Regions from separate parts of the Homo sapiens genome. Here region 1 is linked to region 2. A link is an interaction called in ENCODE POLR2A ChIA-PET data of the cell type or tissue named here. Cell type or tissue: OCI-LY7. All regions are shown on one strand. Each heading gives the region's core, and the rest is flanking DNA. Links, peaks and the distances in the headings are about the cores only. Region 1 has its middle 43 kb from the start of MAN1A1. Region 2 overlaps LOC285762 (a long non-coding RNA gene).

Region 1 (4,402 bases), core at 74-4,073, 61 kb after region 2:
TCCTTTTAACCCCTTTTTGTATAATACACGTTTGATCCATGCATACCTAACCTTGTAAAACTTGTTTCTTCTCACCTAGAGGCCATCAAATTCTAAATGGTCAGGCAACCAGAGCCTTGGACAATGGCTCCCTTTTGCCGGGGACCCTTAGGTAGACCTGTGGGAGGAATCTGACTGCTGTTCTCCCCAAAACAATGCCCCCTGTCAGCAGGATGTAGCTAAGACTGGTCATCATCTCTATTCTAATAGCAGTTAGATGTGCCTCTTCAGAGGTGGGGAAATGATAGGGACAGAGTGCAGGGAAATTCTGGGCAGAAGAGGGCGGATCCCTGGCAAGCGCCCCACCCTCAAGCCAAAAAGCCTGATACCACAAACCAAAGTGAGAATTTCACATCACTGTTTTCCAGCTCGAATGTGTCTTTTCCAAAACCACTCATGGCCCGCCCCACCCCCATCCTGCACCCATAAAAACTCCAGGCTCAGCTGGCAGAGCGAGGAGAAGCAGCTGGACGTTAGAGGCTACAGCTGGATGTTGGAGAGAAGCAGCTTGATTTCAGAGGGACAGCTTGACAATGTACCTTCAGAGAGGAGTCCAGCCAAGGACAGCCGGACTTTAGAGGAAGATTGCCTTCCCATTCTGTCCCCTTTCAGCTCCCTTTCCTGCTGAGAGCCACTTTCATCGGCAATAAAATCCCCCACATTTACCATCTTCAATTCATTCATGCAACCTAATTCCTCCTGGATGCCAGGCAACAACTCAGGTGCCAAGAGTGTAGGTACAAAAGGCTGTCACACTGACCCTCCACTGAGGTGTTAACACTTAAGCCATCCATGGACAGCAAAGCAAAAAGGGCACTGTAACACTCTTCCTGGTATTTCAGGGGTCACAGACACCCCCCCCAGGATGCTGCTGCAGGGCCGGTATGGAGTTCACTCTTTCCAGTGCCGAAAATAACTTGCCCTGGCTCCTGCACCCACTCACCTGCACTACCCGTCCCATGAGGTGTGGACCAGCGAGTGAGTGGAGTTTGCCCCTGCCAGCTCTGAAGCAGCCAGCTAGAGCTCATGCACTCCAACTCCCACCTGGGAAGGCGTCAGGGAAACATCCTGCTTCATTTCTTCATTTTCTATCTACAGAATTTGTTTATTTGTTAGATAATTATTTTATTAAAATTTTCTAGCTTAATTTTATTGTGGTCAATAATATGGTTTGCAAAATGCCAATCTTTAGAAAATGGACCCTTACTTTAGGGTTCAGTATGAAGTAACTTTTTAAAATGTTCTATTTATACACATTTATGTGTTTGGGGAAAAAATGTTTACACTTTAGTTGTGAGACACCCTGATTATTTTATCGTTAATCATGTTCAAATAGTCTATATCTTACTTTTTTCTACTGTATTTGTCAGTCAGTTACTGAGAGAAGTATATTAAAATCTCTGAAAATTGTTAATCCTCTTTATTTTTATGCTTCTTGCCTAAAACTATTTTGTATGATAAAAATAATAAACTTATGCCACATTGCTTTTGTCTGGGTTTTGTCTAAAACATGTTTCTGTTCTTTTACTCTTAAGTTTGTGTAGCATTATGCTTTTGGTGTGTCTACATTCTCAATTTTATTTTATTTTGCTGATTATCCAGCCAATAATCTTGGATTTTTTGACTGAAGCATTTGGATTTCTTTCTACCTGAATTTTTTAAACTCTGTCTTTTCTGTTTTTCACTTTCTTTCTTATGTCACTTTAGATTGTAGAATCCTATTATGGATTTGGTCGTTGAACATTCTATGTGTTCTCTTTTGGTGGTTACCTCAGAAATTTCAATATCCATAGTTAATTTCACAATGTTAAAAATTGATCAATATATTTTTCTTCTACCTGTATATTACAATGGTCTTAGAACACTTTAATTTCATGTAATTCCCTCCTAACTTGCATGCTGTATCAAGAATTTTATTTCTGTCATTTTTTAACTCCAAAGAATTGTTTGTATAGATAAATGTTAGCTAAAATTTATCCTCATATTTACACTTTCTTCACTTTCATTTCTTCTTGCATCTCAGATCTTTCATTACTTTTCTTCAGCTGAAGTAAAACTTTTCAAATTTCCTTTGGTTAGCCTCTGGTTGTGGCAAACTGTCTCAGTTTGTCTTGTCTGAAATGTTCTTATTTCACCCCCAAGCAGAAGGTACAGCCCTTTAGTGTTCCAGCTTAGTGAGAGATGTTTTCTATTTAATCCCACACCGTGGGCAAATTCTGGGCTTGCTTTCTCGTGCCTAAGCCACACTCCAAAATCACTACCCCCAAAATGCAGATTAAAGTTGAAGTTCACCAGGTTATAATAATACCCCAGCCTCAATCCTCTGTTTACTTACCTGGGTTCCTGATTTTATTTTCGTTTTGGACTGGATATTTCTTACTTTTAGGTCATGGATCCCTTTTCAAAAATTTAAAAATATATGTTTAATCCAGTATTTTTTAAATGGTCAGTCAAGTTACTTAGTGCTATGTTTTTATTTACTCATATGACAATATTTCAATAATATTTTTTCATTTTATTTCATAGCATTTGTAAATAATGTTTTTAAAGAATTTATGTTACACAGAATATATCTACTATAGTTTACATTGTCATTCTTCTAATGTTGGGTTTTCATTTCTAGTTTTTACTACTGTAAATAATACAAAAAGGGAAACCATAAAGCAGAAAAAAAAAACAAGTGAAAAGAATATAAACATTTCAGAGACCATACATTTGCTTTTCTTCAATTATTTGAAAAGGTGAACATTTTTCTGTGTCCTGTTTATTTTTTATTCCTTTTACAGATTTATCTATCAATGTCTTTGTATATATATATGTATTTTTGAGACAGAGTTTTGCTCTTGTTGCCCAGGCTGGAGTGCAATGGCGCAATCTTGGCTCACTGCAACCTCTGCCTCCCGGGTTCAAGCAATTCTCTCACGTCAGCCTCCTAAGTCAGCTTAGCTCCCATATGCCAGGCATCTTCAAATGCTAATCATATGTAACTACAACTTTGAGAGGTATATTGTAAAGTTAGAAATTCACAGATTTAGGAAGATGGTTTCTAATTGCTTTTAATTATTGTATTTATATACATACACAATTCATAATATTATCTACAATTTTTCCAATATTATATTTTCTTTATTGACACACATGTGAACACAGAAATTGACACAGATAATAATAGGATGTCTAAAAATGGAGATATTCACACATTTAGTTTATTTTTTTGCAGCTGTTATAGGTAGACATAACCTTTACTTTGAGCCAACCATGAAAAACAAGGTGATACAGCATAACTTGGCTTCTTCTCAAAAGTTAGGGGAAAAAGAGGCATTGCAGGAAAAGAGGACAGTACTGATAATAAAAATGACTTGCTTTGTCACCAACTAGAGTAGAAAGGACCTTAAAGAAGAGCTAATATCTGTCTATAGAGGAAGAAGATAAAAACTAAAAGGTGAAGTGACCAAACCTAGCCACACAACTGGAGCTGCAATCCAGTTTTTCAGAGTACTAGTCCAGAGTTTTGTTTTATGCACTTTCTACCTTCTTAAGCCTTAGATGTATATGTTCTCTTTGAGCTGCAAGATCTACGACATGAAGAACTTTATAAAAATGAAATAGATACCCTTGTGTAGGATGGGATAAGAATTATAAATTAACAAGTCAACTATATTAAAAGAGAAATTGAAGAATGACTTAAACCTTCTCAGTCTCAAATTACTCCTATTGAAACCCTCCTAGTAGTTGGTGACTTTCAGATTGTTAATTTTAAAGTAACATAATGCCTAATGGATATATGTTTTTGATTAAGAAGATAAAAATTTTACATATTTATGAACTAAGGAATGAGAATGTGTAAAAGGCAAGATAGGTCTGATCTGTTAAAAACATTATGCTAATTTCAAAGAATGCTACTCTATGCCAAGTTAAATAGTTGGTTTCCAAAGTTGGTAGATAAAATGTTACCCTTAAATAGCTCAACAAATTAATTTTTAAATAAATATTTTATAGGCTTTGCAGCCATATTGTAAGTACTTTAAAACAGCATGCTGTATTTAAAATGCTAAAATATATATAGTAAAATTATGATATTTGATAAGAAAATTGTACTACAATTTGTGCTGAATGGCTTAAAACAACTTATCATTATCTTTCACAGTTCTGAAGATTTCCTAGGCTCAAGTGGATAATCCCCACTTAGAGTGTCTTAGGCAGTTGCAGTCAGATGGTAGTTGGGCCTAGAGTCATTACAAGTTACAACTGAGTTAAACAGCCATGATGCCTTCATGTGGTTTGTGACTAATGATGGCTGTCAACTTGGAGCTCAGCTGGGTTTGTCAACTGGAGCATCTACATGTGGTCTTCCCTATGGCTT
Region 2 (4,402 bases), core at 231-4,230:
ATCATGAGAGAGTGGTCTACTTTATCGAGTGAAAGGAAAGAGGCTTAAAATGAGTCTTAGGTAAATGAGTAAGAAAGCTCCTCCTTATAACTCTCTATCTCTCCAGGCATGCACAACTTGCTAGAATTCTGCACATAGCTTACAGATACTCATGGCCATGATTCGAACAAAGGAGGATGAAGAAAAAGCATTTTCTTTTCTCTACAGCCTCCCCTTCCTTTAACTCTGACCCTGGCCACAGTCCCTTGAGGCTGTTGCTGGTGATGAGCACCAGTAAGGAGCAGGGAGAAATCTGAAGCCACACAGAGGTAAAGATTACCCATGGAAGCAGGACATAAAATCAGAGAGGAGCAGTCATCCTAGACATGAGTATGCCGGAAGGCAAGGGAAAGTCTAAAGCATCAAGGCCAAGGCCAGGTAGAAAAATGGGATCTGAAGCTAGAAGTCTGAAAGAATGAGAATAGGCAAGACCAAGAGAATGAGTTCAGGAGACTGAGCTTAAAAATGTTCCTTGACACAACACTACAGATAAAGGGTATGAGCGTCTCTGTATCTGTTTTCTTGGGCAGGAGGTTAGGTGGGAGTAGTTAGGGCATTGTGCTTCTCAAGAAATTCTCAGGATTGTACCCCCATTCTTCTCCTCACATATAGTACTGTCATTTGGGGAGGTGGGGTGGTGCTGAAGATGTTTCTACCCTACCCCTTGAAGATCCAGAATGGCAGCTAACAGTCTCCCTAAGTAAGCAAGTCATTCACTCTATAACTTGAGCATAGGGAAGCCTAAGGTTGGGCTGGAATAAATGTTATTCTTTATAACTATAATCCATGCTCAGAGAACGCGTTTTGTTCAGCAAGAAAAGTGAGCTAAATGGAGGCTTTTTTTTTTTACAGACGTTATGACACTTGAAGAATTATGTAGGTTATTGCTGACACCATGTAAGCACCCTCTAAAATAACCCAGAAAAAATGCTCTGAGAAGACCTGAATTACAAGTGTGTGGAATACCTCCATCTTCTGCTTAACTGATGTGAACCACAGGGAAGGGATAATTGTGGAAATGAAACAGGAAACAAGCAAAACCATTTATAACACATGAAAATGAGTAAGCAAGCAAGTTGGCATGCATGAGATATAGAAAAAAGAGCGAATTTGTATCTAGTGCTTCCAGTGAATTGTTCAAGAACACTTCATCCTTGGAGAAGAATTTCCTCTAATTCTGTCAAGGGTGGTGTCTGCATGGGTTACGTGCCAAGTAATTGCCTGGTCACAAGCTAACAGTGTCAAGAGGCTATTTTAAAGATGAATGGGAACACAAAACATATTTTGTCCTATTCACCACTTTGAATATATCTCAGGAACAAAACTTGCACCTGAAATGAAATGGAGAAATGCGATTTTTATGAGTTACTGGCTTTTTCCCCCCTTCACACCACTGACAGAACAAAAACATTTAGAGGAAGACAGCCCAATGTCATGTAAGTATTTGTATATTTGTTCTCACCATGGTACACAAGGGACATATCGAACCCTTTCCCTGACTAAAAACAGGACATTATTTAAGCTCTGCCATCACACTCCAATGCTTTTCAATAGCTAGAAGAATTCTGCATTCCTTCCCATAGGAACTGTAAGCTCAAAAAGAAAAATTCTTCTGCAACACACTCTATCAATAACTTGTATTCATTTTGCTTTCTGAAATAGTTACTTTTTAAAATGTATATGCTAAGAAAAAGTGAAAGAAGAAAAAAGAGGCCCTCCATCTATGAATTGTGCTCTTTTTTTATTCATATGATTTCCAAGACCAAGCAAATTATCATAATCTTCCTAACAGAGATACACAATTCCACCTAAGAATTACCATTTACTTAAACCAGTGAAAAGCAGTTTCTATTAGATGCTGAGACAAGTCATCTGTATGTGTTCATATGTGCTCCCTAGAAATTATTTTTGAATTTCAAGGTTATAAATAATTCCCAAACTCAAGTTCATGCTGATATTCTAATATGGGTTATTTGTTCTCCTCTGCTGGTGTCATTTCTTTTGATTTAATCATTATCCCTTACAGGCTGGCACTGGTCTATTCAGTATACTGACAGGACCAAGCCATCATCCCACCTAAGAATATCAATTATGCTTTCAAAGCATACAATTTGATTCATGCAGAAGCTACTGTATATGCATCATGGTGTTTTCATAAAGACTCCCTTATTTACTCTAAACAGTGTTATGCCTTTTACCATAAGATTCTGTAGTAACTGTTTAACCTTTCTAAATCTTTTCAAGAAATCTTAAAAGAAAGGAAAGCTTGCCCTCAAGAATACACTTTCTGTTCTTATAAAAATCAGCTCCTCTATAAATAGCTGCAGTGAGGCAAAGCTTCAAAGCTTCAGCCTAAAATGCCATGAGTACTGTCCTGTAGAGACAGCTTTCAACCATGTCTGAGTCGGCACAAAAAAGGAACTTCCTGCCAGCTGAATGTGTGTCTCCCAACTTTCTCTCCTCATGCATATCTAAAAAGGATACTGAGCTAGAATTGCTAGTAGTTTTCCTATTTAAGGCCTGTATGGAAGTCGTTCCCACAGTAGAAGCTGGAAACACACACACAGCCCACTCCTTCACTCACTCATAACCTAGCAGGACCAGCTCCGGGCCCGCTCAGCTCCCTGTGCTGCCTGATTTCTCATTTCTCGAAGCACACAGAGGCTGGAATGAGCCCACCATCTGCCCCAACCACCAGAAACAAAAACATGCCTTTTTCTATCCCTGTGTGTGCAGGCAACGTCCACCCATGCTGCTCAAGCCCTTTGATCCTACAGACCAAGCCACCACATCCTCTTCATACCCCCTCATGCACCCATGAACACAAGCACGCACACACACACACACACACACGCACAAACACACATGCCCACACAATGCTCACAGTGATGTCAGGAGTGGTTACCCTTCCTTCCATATGCCTATGTACCATATGACAGAGACAGCAACAAGGAAAAACATTACTTCGCCTCCCCAAACCAATCCTAATGTCTTTCTTCAGTGAAAATGGTTCATCTGCACTGGGGTCCTCCATGTAAGAGCCAGAAGTTCTGGGCTTCTCCAGATATGTGCACATCGAGAAATAATGAGCACAACTGTATGGTAGTGAAGACAAACAATTGCAGTACAGTTGAAAACTGCTCTGTGTGAACTGATTACCCACAGAGTACCATGCTCTGCCAGGGTCGGTGTGGTAGAGGGCCATCTCCTCCCGTGCCATTCTTCTAGGATCAGCTATGTCAGCTCTTGTTAAAAACTCCTCACCAAAAAGAATCAAAAACAGAAACCAAGATAGCACTTGAGAGAAGATGGAGGAGATGTTCATTCCTGTACCCATCTCTGGAGGGCCACATGTTTGGAGACTACAGTACAGTTTGCCTCTATCTGCTTACTATAATCCTGAGGATGGATTTTGAAGCATAGTTAAATGGTGTTGGCCATTTCCCCTCACTTTAATTATTCAAAATAAACAAACAAATAAAATGCCTTTCCAAATGCTTCATCAATGTTTTTATAGGCATATATATGCATCTTTAAAAATTAAGATCGTACTATATATGCTTTTGTTAAGCTTTTTCATTTAAATATTTTGTTTTTCATGAAATATACATTGATAAGAATTTTCTTAATTACATGTTCTTCGACACAACTTTTTTTGACATTTATCAATTTAATTAGATATTAAACATCTAGGTGTAATTGGGGATGAACTTATCTGTGGCACGGATCAGGTACAGTCTGCAGAAGCCTGGATTCTTACTAGCACCTAGGAGACTTATTTTTCTCTGTTTTATAAACCATATCCAGAAAATGAATTTGTTTGTTCTCACTGATGGCTCTCAATTCTTGAGAATTAATTGGTCTTTATTACATCTAGGTGTGATATTTGCTAGCTAGGTATGAAATATCAGTTGTCTCATTTGTAAAAATAAACAATCCTTTGCTTATTCAAACTACAGTCACGTTTGTAGGTAACCCATATGTCCATTTAGTTCTAAATTTTTAGGCTAAAAAAGCATGAGTCGAGCTGGCAATTTTCAGTGTTCCCTATCTCAATGTAGACCCTGTTAAACTTTAATCACCTTGTGAAGACATTTGTCAAGACAAAAGTATAACAAGTATTGGCCACACAGGCAGTCATTTTGGTATAAATGAAAGATTGTTGACTGTCCTCAGCTTTCAACTCTGCAAACCAAGAGCTTTAGTTTAAGCTGGATGCCCCCCAGCTGGCAATTCTTATACAGAACCTTCTCTTTAGCATCACTGTGAGAAGTGGGATCCGTAGAAAGCTTCCTAAAAGATCAAATTATAATTTAAACCTCTTAAACATATTTTAATGAAGCAAAACCCCCTCAGGATATTT

The links. ChIA-PET counts read pairs that join two places held together with the same protein. Peaks named below come from ENCODE experiments on the same cell type or tissue, not always from the same donor. Only the 100,000 strongest peaks of a DNase experiment are listed, where the experiment ranks them.
Region 1: POLR2A ChIA-PET joins it to region 2 with 5 read pairs; 1 of 35 experiments calls an interaction of 5 or more read pairs at or near these places.

What each region holds. Positions count from the first base shown.
Region 1 is chr6:119,390,513-119,394,914 of GRCh38, reverse strand. No RefSeq gene overlaps it. Among named protein-coding and RNA genes, the nearest start is that of MAN1A1, 43 kb to the right of the region's middle. In OCI-LY7, for the core only: a CTCF peak has its summit at 78; no DNase peak of the experiment used is centred there; H3K4me3 peaks cover 321 bases; H3K27ac peaks cover 887 bases.
Region 2 is chr6:119,451,683-119,456,084 of GRCh38, reverse strand. It overlaps LOC285762 (a long non-coding RNA gene), which reads left to right. Exons shown (of 6, transcript NR_046100.1): 6 at 892-3,538. Among named protein-coding and RNA genes, the nearest start is that of MAN1A1, 100 kb to the right of the region's middle. In OCI-LY7, for the core only: no CTCF peak of the experiment used is centred there; a DNase peak (open chromatin) is centred at 2,454; H3K4me3 peaks cover 835 bases.